Linked DNA regions of Homo sapiens: all the other regions are linked to region 3. Evidence: read pairs that join two places in POLR2A ChIA-PET (ENCODE). Cell type or tissue: HepG2. All regions are shown on one strand. Links, peaks and the distances in the headings refer to the core of each region. The heading gives the core; the rest is flanking DNA.

Region 1 (5,000 bases), core at 1-5,000, 130 kb before region 3:
CACTTATTTTGCTTAGTGTGGTCCTATAATTTCAAGTTCCATACTCCAGACAACCAAACGCATGCAAAAACAACTGAAAGTAGAAAACTTGCATGAATTTAAATTTCAGTTCCATTTAACAGTTCAGCATAGCTGGCCACCTGTTATGTACTGGGCACTAGATACAAAGATGGTTAGAGTTAGACACACAGTCTCTGCCCTGGACAAGCTTCCACCTTTCTTTTTTCTTCCTATTTGTACTTACTCACTTGAGGATCTATAGTCTGGCTGACTTTAGTTGCAGTTTTTTGCAAGAGTAAAAAAAAAACTGCTCCTCGGGGACCATTTGTCATACAAGGGTTTCACCCAGGTCTCAAGACTCTATGCCCAGCCCTTCATGTTCCAGTTTCAGTACTTGGTGTTCCGGAGGGTACTGTTGCCCGAGTCTGCATCTTCTGTCTAAACTTTTAGGGCCAAGGGACAGGCTGAGCTACACAGCCCCTCCATCGTTTAAGGAGCATGCGACAAATGAAAACAGAGGTGAAGTAGCCAGTAAACCCAGTGAACTGTGAGTTCTTCTCATTTATCCCATGTTGTTATTCCTGCCACTTTAATTAGAAAGACATCATTTAGGGAACAAATGAATGTTGGTGATTTGAGTCTTTTCAGCATGATCAGGGAAGATGAAAGTCGACCCTAGGTCAAATTCCAACTTCATTGCTTAAAAGTGGAAAACAAGCGTCTCTCTGTTCTCTGAGGAAATGAAAATAAAGGTCCATTTCTCAGTTGAAGGTATTCCCTCTATTTACATTTATATTTTTTTCCTTAGGTCATAATTCCTTTGTTGTGTTTTTTTTTTTTTTTTTTTTTTGAGATGGAGTCTTGCTCTGTTGCCCAGGCTGGAGTGCAGCAGCGTGATCTTGGTTCACTGCAACCCCTGCCTCCCAGGTTCAAGCAATTCTCCTGCCTCAGCCTCCTAAGTAGCTGGGACTACAGGCATGTGCCACCATGCCCAGCTAATTTTTGTATTTTTAGTGGACACAGGGTTTCACTATGTTGGCCAGGCTTGTCTCCAACTCCTGACCTTGTGATCTGCTCGCCTTGGCCTCCCAAAGTGCTGGGATTACAGGTGTGAGCCACCACGCCTGGCCCATAATTCCTTTATGTTTTGTTTGACATTTGAAAGCTGTATTTTATAAGATTTTCCTCGACATGTACCAAGGTTACTGATTCACTTAATTTCTTTTTATATGTGTAAGAACCCAATTCTAAACTCCTGTAACAACAGTTTCTAAGTATCCTTTTTGTATTTAGTGTTTCTGGTTCTAACAGCATAATTTCTTTCAGCAGTGTCATAAGTATGGCTAAACCCATTGGTCTATGCATGCCTAACAGTGCCCACATCATGGCCAGCAATACCATGCAAGTGGAAGAGCCACCCAAGTCTCCTGAGAAAATGTGGCCTAAAGATGAAAATTTTGAACAGAGAAGCTCATTGGAGTGTGCTCAGAAGGCTGCAGAGCTTCGGTAAGAGTGTGGCACTCCATGCCTCAAACCAAAACGAACTGAAAAAGCTAAGAGATTCTTATTTATACCTTTCCTCCATCTCAGAGGAAAAGAGTGTTTGGGATTAAATTCAATCGGAGTAGTAGACACGGAGTCCCTCGTAGGTTAAGAAATGGATTAACCTGCGGGCACCATGGATCACGCCTGTAATCCCAGCACTTTGGGAGGCCGAGGCAGGCCGATCACCTGAGGTCAGGAGTTCGAGACCAGCCTCGCCAACATGGAGAAACCCTGTCTCTACTAAAAATACAAAAATTAGCCAGGCATGGTGGCAGGCACCTGTAAATCCCAGCTACTAGGGAGGCTGAGGCAGGAGAATCACTTGAACCTGGGAGGCAGAGGTTTCAGTGAGCTGAGATAACGCCATTGCACTCTAGCCTGGGCAACAAGAACAAAACTTGGTCTCAAAAAAAAAAAAAGAAAAGAAAAGAAAAGAAATGAATTAACCTTCTGGGCGCAGTGGCTCACGCCTGTAATCCCAGCACTTTAGGAGGCCAAGGCAGGTGGATCACCTGAGATCGGGAGTTCAAGACCAGCCTGGCCAACGTGGTGAAACCCCGTCTGTACTAAAAATACAAAAAAACTAGCCAGGTATGGTGGCCGGTGCCTGTAATCCCAGCTACTCAGGAGGCTGAGGCAGGAAAATCCCTTGAACCTGGGAGGCGGAGGTTGCAGTGAGCCGAGATTGCACCATTGCACTCCAGCCTGGGCAACAAGAGCAAAACTCTGTCAAAAAAAAAAAAAAGAGGAAAGAAGGAAGGAGGGAGGGAGGGAAGGAAGGAAGGAAGGGAGGGAGGAAGGAGAGAGAGAAAGAAAGAAAGAAAGAAAGAAAGAAAGAAAGAAAGAAAGAAAGAAAGAAAGAAATTAACCTAAAGGAGATAAGTTTATGTATAAAAGGATATTTGCTGCCTCACTATATAGAAGGAAAACGACTTCATCCTCATCACCAGATAGGGATTCTTAGCCCTCTCTGTGCATAAATTCCTGGAAAACTTTTTTAAAAATGTATTTTTCAGACAAGTTTTAGTTTTATAGCAAAATTAAGCAGGAAATAGAGTTCCTGTATACCCATTGCCTCCATACACACACAGCCTCCCCAACTATCAGCACCCCGTACCAGAGTGGTGCATTTGTTACAATCAGTGAAACTACATTGACACATCATTATCACCTGACCATCATTTAATAGTTTACATTAGGGTTCATTCTTGGTGTTGTACATTCTTTTTTTTTTTTTGAGATGGAGTCTCGCTCAGTTGCCCAGGCTGGAGGGCAGTGGCGTGATCTCGGCTCACTGCAAGCTCTGCCTCCTGGGTTCATGCCGTTCTCCTGCCTCAGCCTCCTGAGTAGCTGGGACTACAGGCGCCCGCCACCATGCCCGGCTAATTTTTTTGTATTTTTAGTAGAGACGGGGTTTCACCATGTTAGCCAGGATGGTCTCGATCTCCTGACCTCGTAATCCGCCTGTCTCAGCTTCCCAAAGTGCTGGGATTACAGGCGTAAGCCACTGCGCCTGGCCGGTGTTGTACATTCTATGGGTTTTGACAAATGTGTAAGGACATGTATCCATCATTATAGCATCATACAGAATAGCTTTACTCCCCCAAAAGTCCTCTGTGTTCCACCTAGTCATGTCTTTTACCTCCAGTCCTGGCAACCACTGATCTTTTTACTGTCTCCAGTTTTGCCTCTTCTAGAATGTCATATAGTTGGGATTACACAGTATGTGGCCTTTTCAAATTGGCTTCTTTCACTTAGTAATATGCATTTAAGCTTGCTCCATGTCTTTTAAGGTTTGAAAGCTCATTTTTTCAAAACACCAAATAACATTCGATTGTCTACATGTACCAGTTTATTTATCCATTCAGCTACCGAAAGATGTCTTAGTTGCTTCCAAGTTTTGGCAATTATGAATAAAGCTGCTATTAACATTATGTGTCGTTTTTTGTATGGATATAAGTTTTCAACCTGGAGATATTTTAAAACCACAGATCCAGGCCGGGTGCGGTGGCTTATGCCTGTAATCCCAGTACTTTGGGAGGCCAAGGTGGGTGGATCATTTGTGGTCAGGAGATCGAAAACAGCCTGGCCAACATGGTGAATCCCCATCTTTACTGAAAATACCAAAATTAGCCGGGTGTGATGGCTCATGCCTGTAATTCCAGCTACTTGGGAGGCTGAGGCAGGCGAATAGCTTGAACCCGAGAGGCAGGGGTTGCACTGGGCCAAGATTATGCTACTGCACTCCAGCCTGGGCAACAGAGCAAGACTCTGTCTCAAAAACAAAACAAAACAAAACAAAAAAAGACCATAACAGATCCCTGGGCCCCATCTCTGAGATTCCCTTTCAATTATTTGGGGGGTAGAATTCAGGCAGTGTAATTTTAAGATCTCTCCAGGTTATTCTAATCAGCAGCTAGACAGGGAATCAATGAGATAGAGTGGAGTGAACCCAAATCCTCCCCAGTATCTCTTTCAATCTTTCAAACAATAAAGAAAACGTGAGCTCCTAGGTTCAGGAATAATAGTCTTTTTTTTTTTTTTTTTTTTTTTTTTTTTTTTTTTTTGAGACAGAGTCTCACTTTGTTGCCCAGGCTGAAGTGTAGTGGCACCTTGTCAGCTCACTGCAATCTCCATCTTCCGGGTTCAAGCAAATTCTCCTGCCTCAGCCTCCTGAGTAGCTGGGATTACAGGCACCCACCACCACACCTGGCTAATTTTTATATTTTTAGTAGAGAGGGGGTTTCACCATGTTGGCCAGGCTGGTCTCGAACTCCTGACCTCAGGTGATTCGCCTTCCTCGACCTCCCAAAGTGCTGGGATTACAGGCGTGAGCCCCTGCGCCCAGCCTAATCTTCTTTCTATTATTTTATTTTATTTTATTTTTATTTTCCGAGACAGAGACTCACTCTGTCACCCAAGCTGGAGTGCAGTGGCGAGATCTCAGCTCACTGTAATCTCCACCTCCCAGGTTCAAGTGATTCTCCTGCCTCAGCCTCCCGAGTAGCTGGGACTACAGGTGTGCGCCACCATGCCCAGCTAATTTTTGTATTTTTAGTAGAGACGGGGTTTCACCACGTTGGCCAGGATGGTCTTAATCTCTTGACCTCGTGATCCACCCGCCTCAGCCTTCCAAAGTGCTGGGATTATAAGCGTGAGCCACCGTGCCGGGTGTATTTTACTATTATTATTATTATTATCATTATTTTTTGAGACAGTCTCACTCTGTTGTCGCCAGGCTGGAGTGCAGTGGTGCAATCTCGGCTCACTGCAACCTCCCCCTCCCAGGTTCAAGCAATTCTCCTGCTTCAGCCTCCTGAGTAGCTGGGACTACAGGTGCGCACCACCACACCCAGCTAATTTTTGTATTTTTAGTAGAGATGGGGTCTCACTATGTTGGCCAGGATGGTCTCAATCTCTTGACCTCGTGATCTGCCCGCCTCAACTTCCCAAAG
Region 2 (7,798 bases), core at 1,701-6,700, 180 kb before region 3:
TGGATGCCTGTAGTCCCAGCTACTCCAGAGGCTGAGGCAGTAGAATGGCGTGAACCCAGGAGGCGGAGCTTGCAGTGAGAGAGATCACGCCACTGCACTCCAACCTCTAGACTCCATCTCAAAAAAAAAAAAAAAAAAAAAAAAGATAGCACCAAAGATGTGCATGCACCTGAAAACAAAAATTACATGTGAATCTCAAACTATACACAGAAATATAGACAACATTGTATCAATGTTTCACTCAAAATCTATCAACATTTTTACTATTCAACTTAAAAACTTAGCAAATCCTTCAGAATAATACAGGGTCAAATCTTAAAGCAAAAGATCCAAAGTAATTCACAAAACTAGAAATTAAGTATTAGTGGCCGCTAACACTGCCAATAAATTGCTAAACTTATTAGCTTCTGGAGAACAAACTTAAGAACTTTTTAAAATGTGCGGCCAGGCGCGGTGGCTCAGGCCTGTAATCCCAGCACTTTGGGAGGCTAAGGCGGGCAGATCACGAGGTCAGCAAATCGACACCATCCTGGCTAACACGGTGAATCCCCGTCTCTACCAAAAAAAAATTAAAAAATTAGCTGGGTGTGTTGGCACGCACCTATAGTCCCAGCTACTCAGGAGGCTGAGGCAGGAGAATGGCATGAACCCGGGAGAGGGAGCTTGCAGTGAGACCATGCCACTGCACTCCAGCCTGGGCTAGAGTGAGATTCCGTCTCAAAAAAAAAAAAAAAAAAAGTGCATACTCTGCCCACCTCCCCGGCAAAAAAGATGTGCATACCCTTGAATAATTATATTTCTGGGGCTTAAATGTAAGAAAATAAAGATATGCACAACTGTAGTTTTGACTGTCCAAAGCTTTGTTTACAAAAGAAAAAATGGGGACGAGTACAACAGTGTATTGGTAAAATAAAATATAGTACAAGTATACAATGTACCATGTAGTATTATAGAGTATATAATACTATGTAACTACTACAAATTTTTCAGAGATCTGTATCTACTAACATAAGCTATTCAGGTTAAATTTAAAATTATTACTTAAATATATATGCTGTATGACAGTGCTTTTTGAAGTTTATATAAGCCCCAAAAAGCCTGGAAGAACACCCCAAATGTTATCTTTGGATAGCTGTATTTTCTAAAAATGTTCTATGAGCATGTATTACTTTATTCGGATCAAAGGTAAGATAAAGATGAGGTACCTCCTCTCCCAAATCCACATCAATCTTCAGTCACTTGACTAGTATTCCTTTTCAAAGGAGTAATAAAACTCCATTTTAGCAAGCTGCGGTGGCTCACGCCTGTAATCCCAGCACTTTGGGAGGCCGAGATGGGCGGATTGCCTGAGGTCGCGAGTTCGAGACCAGCCTGGCCAGCATGGTGAAACCCTGTCTCTTGTAAAAATACAAAAATTAGCCAGGCGTGGTGGCAGGCGCCTGTAATCCCAGCTACTCGGGAAGCTGAGGCAGGAGAATCACTTGAATCCGGGAGGCGGAGGTTGCGGTAGGCGGAGGTTGCGGTGAGCCAAGATCGTGCCATTGCACTCCAGCCTGGGCAACAGAGCGAGACTCTAGTCTCAAAAAAAAAACAAAAAAAAAAACCAGAAAAACTCCATTTTAAACAGCATAGCCATAACTCTAGCATGAATTCCACAAACTTAAGGGTAATAGCATGAGAAAACTTTTCTTCTCGCTCTGAAGCTAGAAAACCCACTTATGTGAAGATTTTATTTAAAGGATCAATATAGGGAGTGACAATGCATTATGAATAGTTTATCCTCTTCAGAATACCTATTTTAGTTAGAGGACTGGAGGAAAATTTTTGTTCAAAATGTACTCTACTAAACTCCTAAATGTTATTCAAGACTAGCCAGAAAAGCCTAAATCTGGTTCAATGAACTCCTGGAGTTTTTTCAGTTTTAAAATCAACTCAGGAGCCATAGGTCAATATAATTAGAAAACAGGAAGAATATTTCAGACTGGTAAAGTCAGAATCAGATTAGGTAGAAATAATAAAAAAAAAGTTCTCTAATTCACTCTACCTCTTACAAATAGCCATGCTTTCTCAGTAGAGAATACATATTTTTAAAATGGTCAAGCTCTCCCAAATGTTGATACAGGCAACACGGTAGTCTATGTGCTCAAATGCTAACTCGACTCTATCACAGCTAAACCTTTTAAAGCAGTTTCTTCAACTATTAACACTGCTTACTAAACCCCTATTACACAGACTAGCTATGCTATTTATGCCCACACAGAATCACAAGAGTTGATGTACATTTTTAAGCTTTTTAATTAGAAGGAAAATACTACCACATTGATCATTATAATAGTCTTAAGCACATAGTACACAAGTTTCAAATCTCCTAAATCCCACTTCTTGCCCAGAGGCAATCAATGTTAATTGTTTGGCATATGTATTTCTGGACATATCTCTTATGTCTTTACATAGAAAAAAACAAATTCTACAGTTGGTGATAAGTGCTAAAGAGTATTTAGGAGAAGGGGAGCTTAAAGCGCTAAATAAGGGAAGACACATCACTAAGGGGGTAGCTTCTGAGTAAAAAGTCTCAGAGGAACTGAGGAACCAAACTGTATGAGTCAGAGAAAATTCCAAGGAAAAGCCCTAAAGTGGAAACATATCCAATGTGTTCAATACAGTTAAGAAGGCCAGTGTGGCTGAAGCACAGTATATTAACAGCAAGGGAAGGGACACAACAAATCACGTGGGATGCCCTGTAAATCACAGAAAAATTTTTGACTTCAATGCTGAAAAAGGCAGCCATTAGGTTGTTTGTTTTCAGGCAAAACATTTTTCAATGGCCAGGCGTGGTGGATCACGCCTGTAATCCCAGCACTTTGGGGAGGCAGAGACGGGCAGATCACAAGGTCAAGAAATCGAGACTATCCTGGCCAACATGGTGCAACCCTGTCTCTACTAAAAATAAAAAACAAATTAGCTGGGCTTGGTGGCTGGTGCCTGTAATCCCAGCTACTTGGAAGGCTGAGGCAGGAGAACTGCTTGAACCCGGGAGGCAGAGGTTGCGGTGAGCCGAGCTCGCACCACTGCACTACAGCCTGGGCAAAGAGAGCAAAACTCCATCTCCCCCCCAAAAAAAAAATCCTTCAAACAATACATTTTAGGATCAATCTAGCTATCACTTTTAAGAACAAAACTAGTGGGGAGGGACAAAAGAAATACAAACCTATTATATATAATAATGCACAGGAGACAAGGGTGGCTTGAAATTGGACCAAGTGTCGACAGTATGAGTAGTGGTATATTTTGAAGAGCTGACAGCATTTTTTCCTTTCTTTTTTTTGTGATAGGGTCTTGCTCTGTCACCCAGGCTGGAGTGCAATGGTGCGGGTGCGATCTCGGCTCACTGCAACCTCTGCTTCCTGGGCTCAAGCGATTCTCATGCCTGTCTCTCAAGTAGCTGGGACTACAGACACTTGCCACCACTCCTGGCTAATTTTTGTATATTTTTGAAGAGACAGGGTTTCACCATGTTGCCCAGGCCGGTCTCAAACCCCTGAGCTCAAGCGATGCGCCTCCCTCAGCCTCCCAAAGTGCTGGGATTACAGGCCTGAGCTACCACACCTGGCCAACATGATTTTCTAATAGGCCAAAGGTGAGAAGAGTAAAAGTCAAGGATGGCTAGCCAAAATCTTTGGCCCAAGAGACACAAAAATTGTTTCATTAACTGAAAAAGGCAACAGTACACAAGAGACTGGTTTGAGGCATGAACATCAGGAGCACAGTTTTGCACTTTTAAGTTGACATATTGGATATTCAACAGAGTTGTCATGCAGGTAAACTGAATTGGTATGACATTCGAAAGAAAAGTATAGGCTGTTGATCTTAAGTGTCGAAATCAGCTTATAGGTGGTATATTACATCATGAATGAATCTGAATGAAATTGGACCCAGAGTGTGGACAGAAAAGAGAAGTGGAAGGACTGAACCATGGGGCACTCCAACAGAAAGAAGTTTAACATGTAACAGAAACATGTAACAAAAACCTGGAAGCAAAGTAAAAAAAAAATAAAAACGTTTCAAGGAAGAGATCTGGTTAAATGGAACCAACAGGTCAAGTGAGATGAGGATTGAAAAAGGACCCCTGGGCTTAGTTAATGCATCCGTCTCCGTGGTTCTTTTTTAACCACAAATAATTTTTTTCTAACTGAAGTTCACTTCGGTTTTATAAGTCTTAGAAAAAAAAAAAAGATAGCTCACTTTTGTTTTTTTACTTTAAGAGATAGGGTCTCACTCTTGTCACCCAGGCTGGAGTACAGTGGCGCAATCATAACTCACACTGACCTCAAACTCCTGAACTCAATTAATTCTACCGCCTCAGCCTCCCAGGGAGCTACACTACAGCTGTGTGCCACCGTGCCCAGCTTTTTGTAGACAGGCTCTTGCTATGTTGCCAGACTTTCCTGGCCTTAAGCTATCCTCCAACTTCAGCCTCCCAAAGTGCTGGGATTATAGGCATAAACTGCTGCAACTGGCCTAAAGCTCACTTTTAAAATGTGCTTGCTTCCCTATTAACAATGCCATCACAACCATGGTAACATTTTACCAAGATACATCTACCTAAACATTAACTACCTTGCACATATACACATCTTTAAGCCATTTAAGGTGTTGGGAAATCAAGGGCAAAAATATAAACATATTTAGTTTTAAAATTTTAATAATAAAAGTCCAAAGTTGTTCTTTGGAACTTTAACCAAACTAAAATCTGTTTTTCTAGAATGCTCAGCCGGACACAGTGGCTCACGCCTGTAATCCCAGCACTTTGGGAAATCGAGGTGGGCGGATCACGAGGTCAGGATTTCTAGACCAGCCTGGCCAACATGGTGAAACCCCATCTCTACTAAAATATAAAAATTAGCTGGGTGTGGTGGTGCATGCCTGCAATCCCAGCTACTCAGGAGGCGGAGGCACAAGAATCGCTTGAACCCAGGAGGCGGAGGTTGCAGTGAGCCAGAGATCATGCCACTGCACTCCAGCCTGGTGACAGAGCGAGACTATGTCTCAAAAAAAAAAAAAAGTTCAACATATCAAAGTGACGAAAGGAGTCTACTATCATTAAGTGTTGAAATCTGCACCCTTAATCCCAGGGTTGAATCCATGCTAAACCACTAAAGCAGTTTAACTTTAGGCAAGTTATTTAAATTCTGTACTCCAATATTCTCACCTCTAAAACATGAATAACAGTATCTACTCCTACTCAAGGTTTTGATGATGATTAAGTTAACACAAACTCACAACTTTAACAGTGTTGGACATAGTCAAGTGTTTAGAATACTTCCATAAATTAATGTCCTGCTACTTTTTTCTGCCAAATCAGAAAGCCATTATATGACCCAACAAGGTATCAGAAATAATTAGTAATTTCCTGGAGCCTCATCAGTTCTCAACCTATCTTACTCAGACTGATTTTGCTCATTAATACACCCAATAAAAACTCATTTGAAAAACCAGGGCAAGTTATTGTTAGGCTTGGGATGATTATTTTCTTCAAGAGATTGAGACAGTGGCCTACTCTAATAGGTCTCCAAACTTACTGCCCTACTTGCCCTCTTAGTTCTCATCACTAATATTCCCTACACAACAGAAGATAAACCAGACCTCTTCTTCAAAATCCTTCAATAGATTCTACTTGTGCCCAAGACAGGATCTTAAACAAGACCCTCTAAGGTCCCGTGCTATGAAATGTTTGGTCCTTGCCTACCTCTCTAACTCCATCCCTCATCTATGTATTCTTGGTAATTATTTTCCAGTATTATTTCTTACTTGGAGGCCAAGTCTTGTTCCCCCTCATTATCTGTGCTTTCACATATGGTTTTCTTACAGAATGAGCTTCACCATTAGCTACTTCCACGTAGCTAAGCTTCCCTGGCAGCATCCCCCAAATTCCATGTTCTAATTTTGGTTCCCTTGCCATCTTCTCATCCACGCTCTTCTTTTCCTTCATCGATCCTTACTGTGAAAAGTGCCATTTACTTTGTTTCTTCCCTCAATGATCTATAATATCTAAGAGGGCAGGGGACATGTTTTGTTCATCCCTATATGCCCAAACCTAATGATTTTCAAATAGTACTCAGATACTTAATAAAACATCTTATACTTGAATGTTCCTTGAATACCTCCAAGATGTTTAAAATATTCTTTTTCCCACCCTCAAACTATAATCTGCTCCCTTCATTCATTCCCCAATATCTATCCCTATCCCAGAAGCTAGAAACCAGCAATCATGCCAAATCTGTGTTCTTGTCCACCTTATCACATCCATCCTGAGATGCTCCTAATTTTACCTCCTAATCTCTAATCTCATAGCATTACCTTTGTCCAAGCCAGGTCGTTATTCTTTCTTGGATTTTAATATCTCCTTTATTAATCTCCTACTTCCAATCTCATTTCCTCTACACCATTTCCATACTGTTATTAGAAAGACATTCCTAAAAATTAAAATCTTCCAGGAGTTTTTGAGACCAGCCTGGGAAACAAAATGAGACCTGTCTCCACCAAAAAAAAAAAAAAACAATAAAAAATAGTCAGGTGGGCCGGGCGCGGTGGCTCACGCCTGTAATCCCAGCACTTTGGGAGGCCGAGGCGGGCGGATCACGAGGTCAGGAGATCGAGACCATCCCGGCTAAAACGGTGAAACCCCGTCTCTACTAAACATACAAAAAAATTAGCCGGGCGTAGTGGCGGGCGCCTGTAGTCCCAGCTACTTGGGAGGCTGAGGCAGGAGAATGGCGTGAACCTGGGAGGCAGAGCTTGCAGTGAGCCGAGATCGTGCCACTGCACTCCAGCCTGGGCAACAGAACAAGACTCCATCTCAAAAAAAAAAAAAAAAAATTAGCCGGGCATAGTAGCAGGTGCCTGTAATCCCAGGTACTCGGGAGGCTGAGACAGAGAACTGCTTGAAACCAGGAGGCAGAGGTTGTGGTGAGCCAAGATCACACCACTGCACTCCAGTCTAGGTGACAGAGCGAGACTCCGTCTTATTTAAAAAAAAAAAAAAAAAAAAATCCCTTTATGTGATTAAGGTAGAAGGAATAAATTTATAAATTTAAAGTTATAAATAAAAATAATAAAAAAAGGATTCCCTGACCTCTCAGGGTTAGTTAGGTAACCATTTCTGCATGCTTTCTTTTTTTAAAAAGAGATGGGGTCTCGCTGGGTGCGGCAGCTCACACCTGTGATCCCAAAACTTCAGGAGGCTGAGGCGGGTGGATCACCTGAGGTCAGGAACTTGAGACCATCCTGGCCAACATGGCATCTCTACTGAACCCTGTCTCTACTAAAAATAGAAAAATTTAAGGCCAGGTGCAGTGGCTCATGCCTGTAATTCCAGCACTTTGGGAGGCCGAGGCGGGCAGACCATGAGATCAGGAGTTTGAGACCAGCCTGGCCAACATGGTGAAACCTCGTCACTACTAAAAATACAGAAATTAGCCGTGCATGGTGGTCCGTGCCTGTAGTCTCAGCTACTCGGGAGGCTGAGGCAGGAGAATCGCTTGAACCCGGGAGGTGGAGGTTGCAGTGACCCAAGATGGCACCACTGCACTCCAGCCTGGGAAACAGAGCGAGACTGTCTCAAAAAAAAAAAAAAAAAAAAAGATGGGGTCTCATTATGTTGCCCAGCCTGGAGTGCAGTGGATAATCACATCACACACTACAGTCTCTCAAATCCTGGGCCAAGGGACCCTCCTGCCTCAGCCTTCCAATTAGTTGTGACTACAGGCTTACAGGCAGGTACCAACGCCCCCAGCTTATT
Region 3 (7,798 bases), core at 1,285-6,284:
CTTTGATTCTAACATGAGATGGTAAAAAGCTTCCTATCTTGAAAACATGTCTTATGAATGGCTGAAAGTAGGTTCACAAAATCCATGTCTAGGGTTTTAAGTTCATGAAACTAGTGGAAAAAAGAAAAGCTATCAAAGACAGGGAAGTATATCACCATAAAACCCAAATATATGAAAAAGAAATATCTGTTCTTTGTATATGATGACAGTATTTGACAATACAGGAAAGTCTTGCTTGGTAAGACCATTTCTCCTAACTTTTGGAAGACACCAGATAAGAAATTTGTCAGAGGCACAGTCCTGACTGAAGGAGACTTTTCCATATAACCCCCATGCTATGTTTTTTCCTTCCCAACCCATCTCACTTATCCTTATAAAACAATATAATATGGGTTAATATATCAGATACTCCAAAACAGACAAAGAGAACAAACACGTGAGTCAAAATTACAAAGTATACATGGTATCTCCAACAATGTTAAACAAGATCGTCCTTGCTTCAGTAATTGCATACTTTTCATATCTCAACCCAAGATCCATACCATCTCCCATTCCTGGCTAGCCTATTCCACCAGCTCATTCCAGCCTCTCATATCTAATATTTGCCTCCAAATTACTCAAAATGGCAATCAGGAAAGTTATGAATGCTTCCTGATTTAACGAAAACCTACTCAATAACTTGATATTAATAAATTTCCTTCCCATTATCATCAGCTTTTTTCCAGTATACCTACTTTGGCACCAATTATTTTTCATTCTCTACTCACCGTCAGAAGTTAAAGTATCTACAGCTAGGAGTAATATAAAAACAACAGTGAAAGTTTCTTTTTTTTTTTTTTTTTTTTTCTGAGACAGAGTTTCACTCTTGTCGCCCAGGCTGGAGTGCAATGGCGCGATCTCGGCTCACCGCAACCTCTACCTCCTGGGTTCAAGCGATTCTCCTGCCTCAGCCTCCCGAATAGCTGGGATTACAGGCCTGCGCCACCACACTCGGCTAATTTTGTATTTTTAGTAGAGACAGGTTTTCGCCACGTTAGTCAGACTGGTCTCGGACTCTCGACTTCAGAGGTGAGCCGTCGCCTCAGCCTCCCAAAGTGCTGGGATTATAGGCATGAGCCACCACGCTGAAAGTTTCTACTAACCAGAAGTTTACGTTGCAAATAGTTTATAGCCTGCTCCTTATTCCATGGAGTATTTTGTCGCTTCCATGATTCCTTGCTATTTGTTAATTCTAATGCTCTTCCTTTCCCCCATAATGATCCAATCTTAGGCCCAGATTTTTTTTTTTTTAAATAGGAGAAACAAGGCTGATGGTTTCTGATGAATCTCCTTACCCCCATATGACTTAGTATAAGCTTTTTAAAGATCAATGCATTGTCATTTATCTCTCCCTTCCCAATTTTCGAACCAAATTTCTGCTTCTTCTAGTTCGGTCTATGCCTAATAATTCAAAAACCTTGCCACCAAGTATCATTACTTCTCAGTCCCATCATTCTCACCTATACTGACCCAATTCATCTCATATTTTTATGCTAGTTTCCTACTTCTTTTCTAGTTCCTATCTTTAAACTGTCCTTGACTCTTACAAGATTAAACCTTCTCCCAACATACATCTAACTTTTTTTAACCCTCCTTCTACTACTACTTGTGGGTCACCCTGGCTATATCCACATACGGCCTATTTATTCTACCAAGCTCATCTATCTCATGAATCCTCTCAACCATCTCATGAATTCTCTTTCCTTGATTCAAACCCTAATAGCAAAAATGAACAGATGTTAAGTTGGTTTCAATGCAAAGTAACTGCCTAGATAAAGAAGTCACACCAACTTTTATCATATTAAGAATGAAAAGCCAGTGTTGGCCCACCAGTCCCCAAAAGAGAAACACATGTATGTGCTCAAAAGGAAAGACAAAACTTAGTGGTTGTACTTAGTCACTTTCCATAATTACAAACTAATGACCAGAATCATGACAGAAATCTTGGAGGGCATGTAGGGGGTGAGGGATGGCAGTGGAAGGGAAAAGTAACAAACTAGTCAGTTAAGGTTAAAATCCAAGCCCATCTATCTATAATCGCCAAGTAACAATACAGTTACCTGTAGAAAAATACTTTATTATATATGCCAGTATAGCCCTTCACTTCATCTCCTTCTTAAAGGTGAAACTACTGCTTCCCCTTGAGACAAGTACAAACTGATGTTCTTCTGCAGCTTTACCACCTTTAATACAGTTCTTGATTTTTTTGGAAATCTAGAGTCCCAACTCTCTCATTCTTATTTGACATTATTCCTCACCCTTGCCCATTTCTATAATAAACTGTCTGTCCTATGATAAAGTATTTTGTTTTAATTCTACCCTATATTTTTCCATCTCAATCTCTCCATACCTTTCAACAAAGCAGTGATTCTCAACCAGGGGATGGAGACTAAGGCCCTTAAGAAGGGCTTCTGGGAACCGAGGGTGGAGATAAATGTGCAGTTCTTAAAGGTGTATTCAATATTATAATTTTATATTTATCAAGTGAAAAAACTACATCTCATTGTTTAGGCTATTTATATTTATTAACACTGGACAAAGCCTTCTTGGCCAGTGAAGATCTGTAAAAGACACGTGAGGAGTAGAGGGCAGAGAAAGAAACATTCCTGGCTTGGCAGAGTTACCAGTATCTTTGGGATGGGATAAGATTTCCTATAGCCTCTCAAAAGGAGTTTATCATCATTTACTGTTTATGATGGATGAGAAACACTGCAAGAGATTAGTTCTGTCGTCTAATAGATAAAATTATGTAAAATGAGCTACAGATATCTATTGCCCACTTATAGATTTCTCCGTAGTGACAACCTCTTAGAAGACAATGAACGAATGCAGTATTGAGCCATGCTGACCTCTTTCTGTAATGTGCACTTTTAGAAAGTACCACTCATGACCACTTAACCTCTAGCTGCTCAAAGGTTCAGAAAAGAATAAACTATTTTATTTACTTCAAAGAACAAATCTTGTTGTTGGAAACTGTATCCTTTCAAGAAGATCAGTTGCAGATAGACATAAATACATGTTACTGAAACATAAGATGGGTAGAAGCAGCTTAATTTAAATGAGAAATACCTTGAAAATAAAATAATCCAAAGGGCTAAAATGAAAATCACCAACATAATTTTAAAAGAGAAGTATTTTAAAACTGTACCATGAAGACATTCGTGAGACACGAAGGGTCTCAAATCTTATACAGAAATGAAAAATAAACATCCAAAGTGAATGCAATCACAATTTAGGGTCAGCAAAGGATCAGGATGGAAAGACATAGGACCAAATTGGAGCCACTCAGATTTCCTAAGTAGATCAAGATCCTAGGCCATTTTCTCTGTCTTCACCATTCTCACTGCCAAATGTGTGGCTACTCTGTTTCTGTTTTCCAATTACTGAAAGAGAAAGCACTCACACCTCAATCAAGGGTATGGTCATTTGGGGGAATATAAGGCTGGTAAAGTAAGACCTTGTGAATAAATCGGAAAAGCAAAATAGGCAACTACGACAGCTAAAGACATGTATTTTCAGGGGGTAAAGAAGAAACTAGAGAGATTCTGCACTCATGAAAAAAGGGAAAGGGCGAGGTGAGGAAGTGAGGGGTTGATGGAGAGGAAAACGCGACTGGGGTGGGGGTGGGGGGGACCCGGGTACATTACCTGCTCATACTGCCGGGGTTGGTGCCAGTAAGGTCCATACAGCAGAGGCGGAAGATTTCTGGTAACTGGAGACCCCAAAATGGAAATGAGGTACATGCACTTGAGGTAAGGAGCTAGCGGGGGTGCCCTCCAGGGTGGGGATGGCCAAGACGGGAAGATGCGGGGGGTGGGGGGTGTGGATGCCCGGGATAGGAGCAATGTTAGGGCGGAAGCTGCAGGCCGAGAGGCCCGACAAGCCCTGAAGGAGAAAACGAGCTGTGCCTCACCCCAGTGGAGGAGAGAGGTGGCTTTACCTGCAGTGGCTGTGGGGGGCCGGTTCGCCCCTCTCCCTGTCTCTCCAGCACCAGTTCCCCCTCCTCCTGCGCAACCTAACCTGATGCTCCTGCCCGCCCCGCGCCATCATTGGCTGAAGCGCACTGCCACTCACCAAAGGCGAAAAGACGCAAAACAGCGCAAAGGGTGGGACTATAAGGAGCTCCCTTCCCCCTCCCCCGCAGGTTAGGTTGAGAGCGCACGGAGAGGCCTATCCGGTTTCTAGGGCCGAGGCGAAGCCTGCAGCTTGCTTGAAAAAAGGGGGCTGGCCAGAGGAACAGTCTCATAGTACGCGAAACCAGTCCTGGAGATTAAATTCCCTACCATCTACTCTGAATTCTTCACCCTGAAGAGTATAAACTTGGGAGGGAGGGTTCCGCGCTAGGCCAGCTCCGCCTCCCTCTGAATCCCCGGCCTTCTAGCAGCCCTGTCAACCCCTCTCCTGTAGTGACTACACCGTATCCCACTACCTAATAAAAGGGGCCAAATCTTCTTCCCTCCATCGTGGGAGTCAGCCCAGCTGGAATATGGGGCCTTTTAAAGCACTCTTTCTGCCACAACACATAAGGTTGCCGTGCATTTTTGACACTGTGACCCTTCAATACCAATACGGCTTTTTAGACAGTAATTCCTGGGGCCCTCTAACAATTCCCGACCCTTAGCCCGCTCAAAACAAACACTCCTCACCCTCTAAACTCGGTTTCCTGTTCTCCCATCTCTTGAAACTCAGCCCATTTGACCTTTTAATCAGTGTCCACTTTGCGATGTCACTTGAAATCACTCTAATTCCCAGTGAGACTAGACAACCCCAGAATGATGGTGTGCAAGCTTAAATCCACCAAAGTAAACTTGTTTTTTCCTTTTTTGAGACAGAGTCTGACTCTGTCGCCCAGGCTGGAGTGTAGTGGCGCAATCTTGGCTCACTGCAACCTCCGCCTCGCGTGTTCAAGCGATTCTCTTGCCTCAGCCTCCCGAATAGCTGGGATTACAGGCGCCTGCCACCACACCTAGCTAATTTTTGTATTTTTAGTAGAGACAGGGTTTCACTATGTTGGCTAGGCTGGTCTCGAACTCCTGACCTCAAGTGACCCACCCACCCCAGCCTCCCAAAGTGCTGGGATTACAGGCGTGAGCCATCACGCCCAGCCAGGACACTGTTATTAAAAAGAGCAGTTTAGTCCGGGTGCAGTGGTGGCTCATGCCTGCAATCCCAGCACTTAGAGAGGCCGAGGTGGGCAGATCGCTTGTATCCAGGAGTTCAAGACCAGCTTGGGCATTACATAGTAACACCTAGTCTCTTAAAAAAAAAAAAAAAAAAAGAAAGAAAGAAAAAAGAAAGATGCCGGGCGCAGTGGCTCACACCTGTAATCCCAGCACTTTGGGAGAGCGAGGCGGGCAGACCACAAGGTCAAGAGATCTAGACCATCCTGGTCAACATGGTGAAACCCCGTCTCTACTAAAAATACAAAAATTACTGGGCGTAGTGGCATTCGCCTGTAGTCCCGGCTACTTGGGAAGCTGAGGCAGAATCGCTTGAACCTGGGAGGCAGAGGTTGCAGTGAGCCAAGATCACCCCACTGCACTCCAGCCTGGTGACACAGCGAGACTCTGTCTTAAAAAAAAAGCCAAAAAAAGCCAGGTGCAGTGGCTCACACCTGTAATCTCAGCATTTGGGAGGCCAAGGTGGGCAGATCACTTGAGGCCAGGAGTTTGAGACCAGCTTGGCCAACATAGCGAAACCCCATCTCTACTAAAAATACAAAAACTAGCTGGGAGTGGTGGCACTCACCTGTAGTCCCAGCTACTGGGGAGGGTGAGGCACGAGGATTGCTTGAACCCAGCAGGTGGAGGGTGCAGTGAGCCAAGATCATGCCAAGGCACTCCAGCCTGGGCAACACAGTGAAACAATGTCTCAAAAAAGAAAAAAAAAGGGCGGCTTATCTCCTGACCATTAGTTTCCTCTGAAAGTATCCTCAACATTGAAATCCTATTTTCTTATACTCTGAGGACACAAATTAGGAAAATCAACTTGCTTTAGATGTCTTATTTTTTAAAGATCCTAGCATTACCACTGTCGCTAAAAACACCTAATTACCACTCCTGTAAACAGCAATACTGTTTTCCCATTCACTGTGGCTCAAAACCTCAACAGTCTCTAAAACCTCCCCCCTGTAGCCACCATCCAATCATTTGCCAAGTGTCATTGATTCTCTTACAATATATAACAAAGATTTTGGAGCTGCCAAAGACTCTGTCAACCTTCTTAGTGTATAGATGAGAAAACTGAGGCTTAGAGAGTTGAATGTTTGACTATGAAACTAAGTGGCAAGTTAGGATTCATATATCTGACTCCTATTTCTGCTGCCATCTCCCTTACTTATGTAGTTGCTTATGTAAGAGAAAAGCCTCATAAAAAATCTCTCTACTCACCCTACTAATCCATTCTGCAACCAGATTAATATCCTAAAACACGGTATGGCCAAATCAAACTTGTGCTGGAAAATTTTCAAAGGCTCCCAATTACTTAAGACAATATCTTATATTTCCTGTCTTATTTTCTACCATTTGTCTACATATACTTGCTAGCCAAAAAAAGACAAATTACTATTGTCGTATTTTTTCTAATCTGAGCCTAATATTGCTGCCTTCAAATTATACACATCTTTAATTTCTTTCTTTGCATTACCAAAATCTTACTTATTATCCTCTAAGTTCAACATCAAATGCTTCTTATTACTTCAATATGTATTGAGTATGTAACATGCCAAGTAATCTGCTAGCATTAGGGATCCAAAAACAAGTAAGACATAATCCCTACCCTCAACTCACAGTAAGTAAGAGTGCATTTGTGTATGTATGTGGGAAGAGGGTAAAGAGTAGGCAGTATGACAACAGTGACAAATAAAAACAATTATAATACAAGGTGACACATTCAATAAGACCAGCAGGGGCTCAGGAGGAAAAAACATCAATAAAGTAGTTTCTCTTTTTTGTTGCTGGTTTTTTTTTCTTGAGATGGAGTCTCACTCTGTTGCCCAGGCTGGAGTGCAGTAGTGCGATCTCGGCTCACTGCAACCTCTGCCTCCCGGGTTCAAGTGATTCTCCTGCCTCAGCCTCCCGGGTAGCTGGGATTACAGGCGTCCACCACCATGCCCGGCTAATTTTTGTATTTTTAGTAGAGATGAGGTTTCACCATGTTGGCCAGGCTGGTCTCGAACTCCTGACCTCAGGTGTTCCACCCACCTCAGCCTCCCAAAGTGCTGAGATTACAGGTGTGAGCCACCGCATCCAGCCAAGAAAATAGTTTCTTAAACAATGAGGAAAAGTTACCAGGTGGGAGGGAAAGGTGGGCTGTAAGAAAGGGATATTCAGGCAGCAGGGACAGGAAGAGGGAAGGCAAAACAAAGCATAGCAATGAGAAACAGCATGAGACATGTAGAGGAAACTCTAGTTCTGTAGTTCAGCCTTGCTAAAGTGTAAATCGCGAAGAAGGAACTGGATAGAGATGAAGCCGAAGGGACAGGTAAGGGCCAGAGCGTGGAGAGCCTTGAATAACATTTTCTTACAGGTGGATGAGGAGCCACTGAAACATGGAATAACGTAATCAGAATTACATTTTGGTTAGCTAACTCTGGCTCTAGGGGGTGAGAGGACAGAGGACACAGAAGCAGTTAGGAGGCTGCTGAGACCAGAAAGGAGTTGTATAGTGAACATTTGCTAGTTTTTTTCTGCTCAGCAACCAAAAGGCCCCTTCCTATATTTTCCATGGAAAGCTGGATCTTATCTCCCCATATGGAGCC

The links. ChIA-PET counts read pairs that join two places held together with the same protein. Peaks named below come from ENCODE experiments on the same cell type or tissue, not always from the same donor. Only the 100,000 strongest peaks of a DNase experiment are listed, where the experiment ranks them.
Region 1: POLR2A ChIA-PET joins it to region 3 with 6 read pairs; 6 of 35 experiments call an interaction of 5 or more read pairs at or near these places.
Region 2: POLR2A ChIA-PET joins it to region 3 with 5 read pairs; 10 of 35 experiments call an interaction of 5 or more read pairs at or near these places.

The regions. Positions count from the first base shown.
Region 1 is chr14:21,302,038-21,307,037 of GRCh38, forward strand. It overlaps RPGRIP1 (RPGR interacting protein 1), which reads left to right. Exons shown (of 25, transcript NM_020366.4): 5 at 451-547; 6 at 1,294-1,506. Among named protein-coding and RNA genes, the nearest start is that of RPGRIP1, 24 kb to the left of the region's middle. In HepG2, for the core only: no CTCF peak of the experiment used is centred there; a DNase peak (open chromatin) is centred at 694; H3K4me3 peaks cover 745 bases.
Region 2 is chr14:21,253,342-21,261,139 of GRCh38, forward strand. All of the region lies in intron 2 of HNRNPC (heterogeneous nuclear ribonucleoprotein C), which reads right to left. Among named protein-coding and RNA genes, the nearest start is that of HNRNPC, 12 kb to the right of the region's middle. RefSeq lists an enhancer at 969-1,906. In HepG2, for the core only: no CTCF peak of the experiment used is centred there; no DNase peak of the experiment used is centred there.
Region 3 is chr14:21,433,215-21,441,012 of GRCh38, forward strand. All of the region lies in intron 1 of CHD8 (chromodomain helicase DNA binding protein 8), which reads right to left. Among named protein-coding and RNA genes, the nearest start is that of CHD8, 19 kb to the right of the region's middle. RefSeq lists enhancers at 3,948-4,491, 4,279-4,438, 4,469-4,648, 7,676-7,798. In HepG2, for the core only: no CTCF peak of the experiment used is centred there; DNase peaks (open chromatin) are centred at 4,147 and 4,707; H3K4me3 peaks cover 2,031 bases; H3K27me3 peaks cover 392 bases.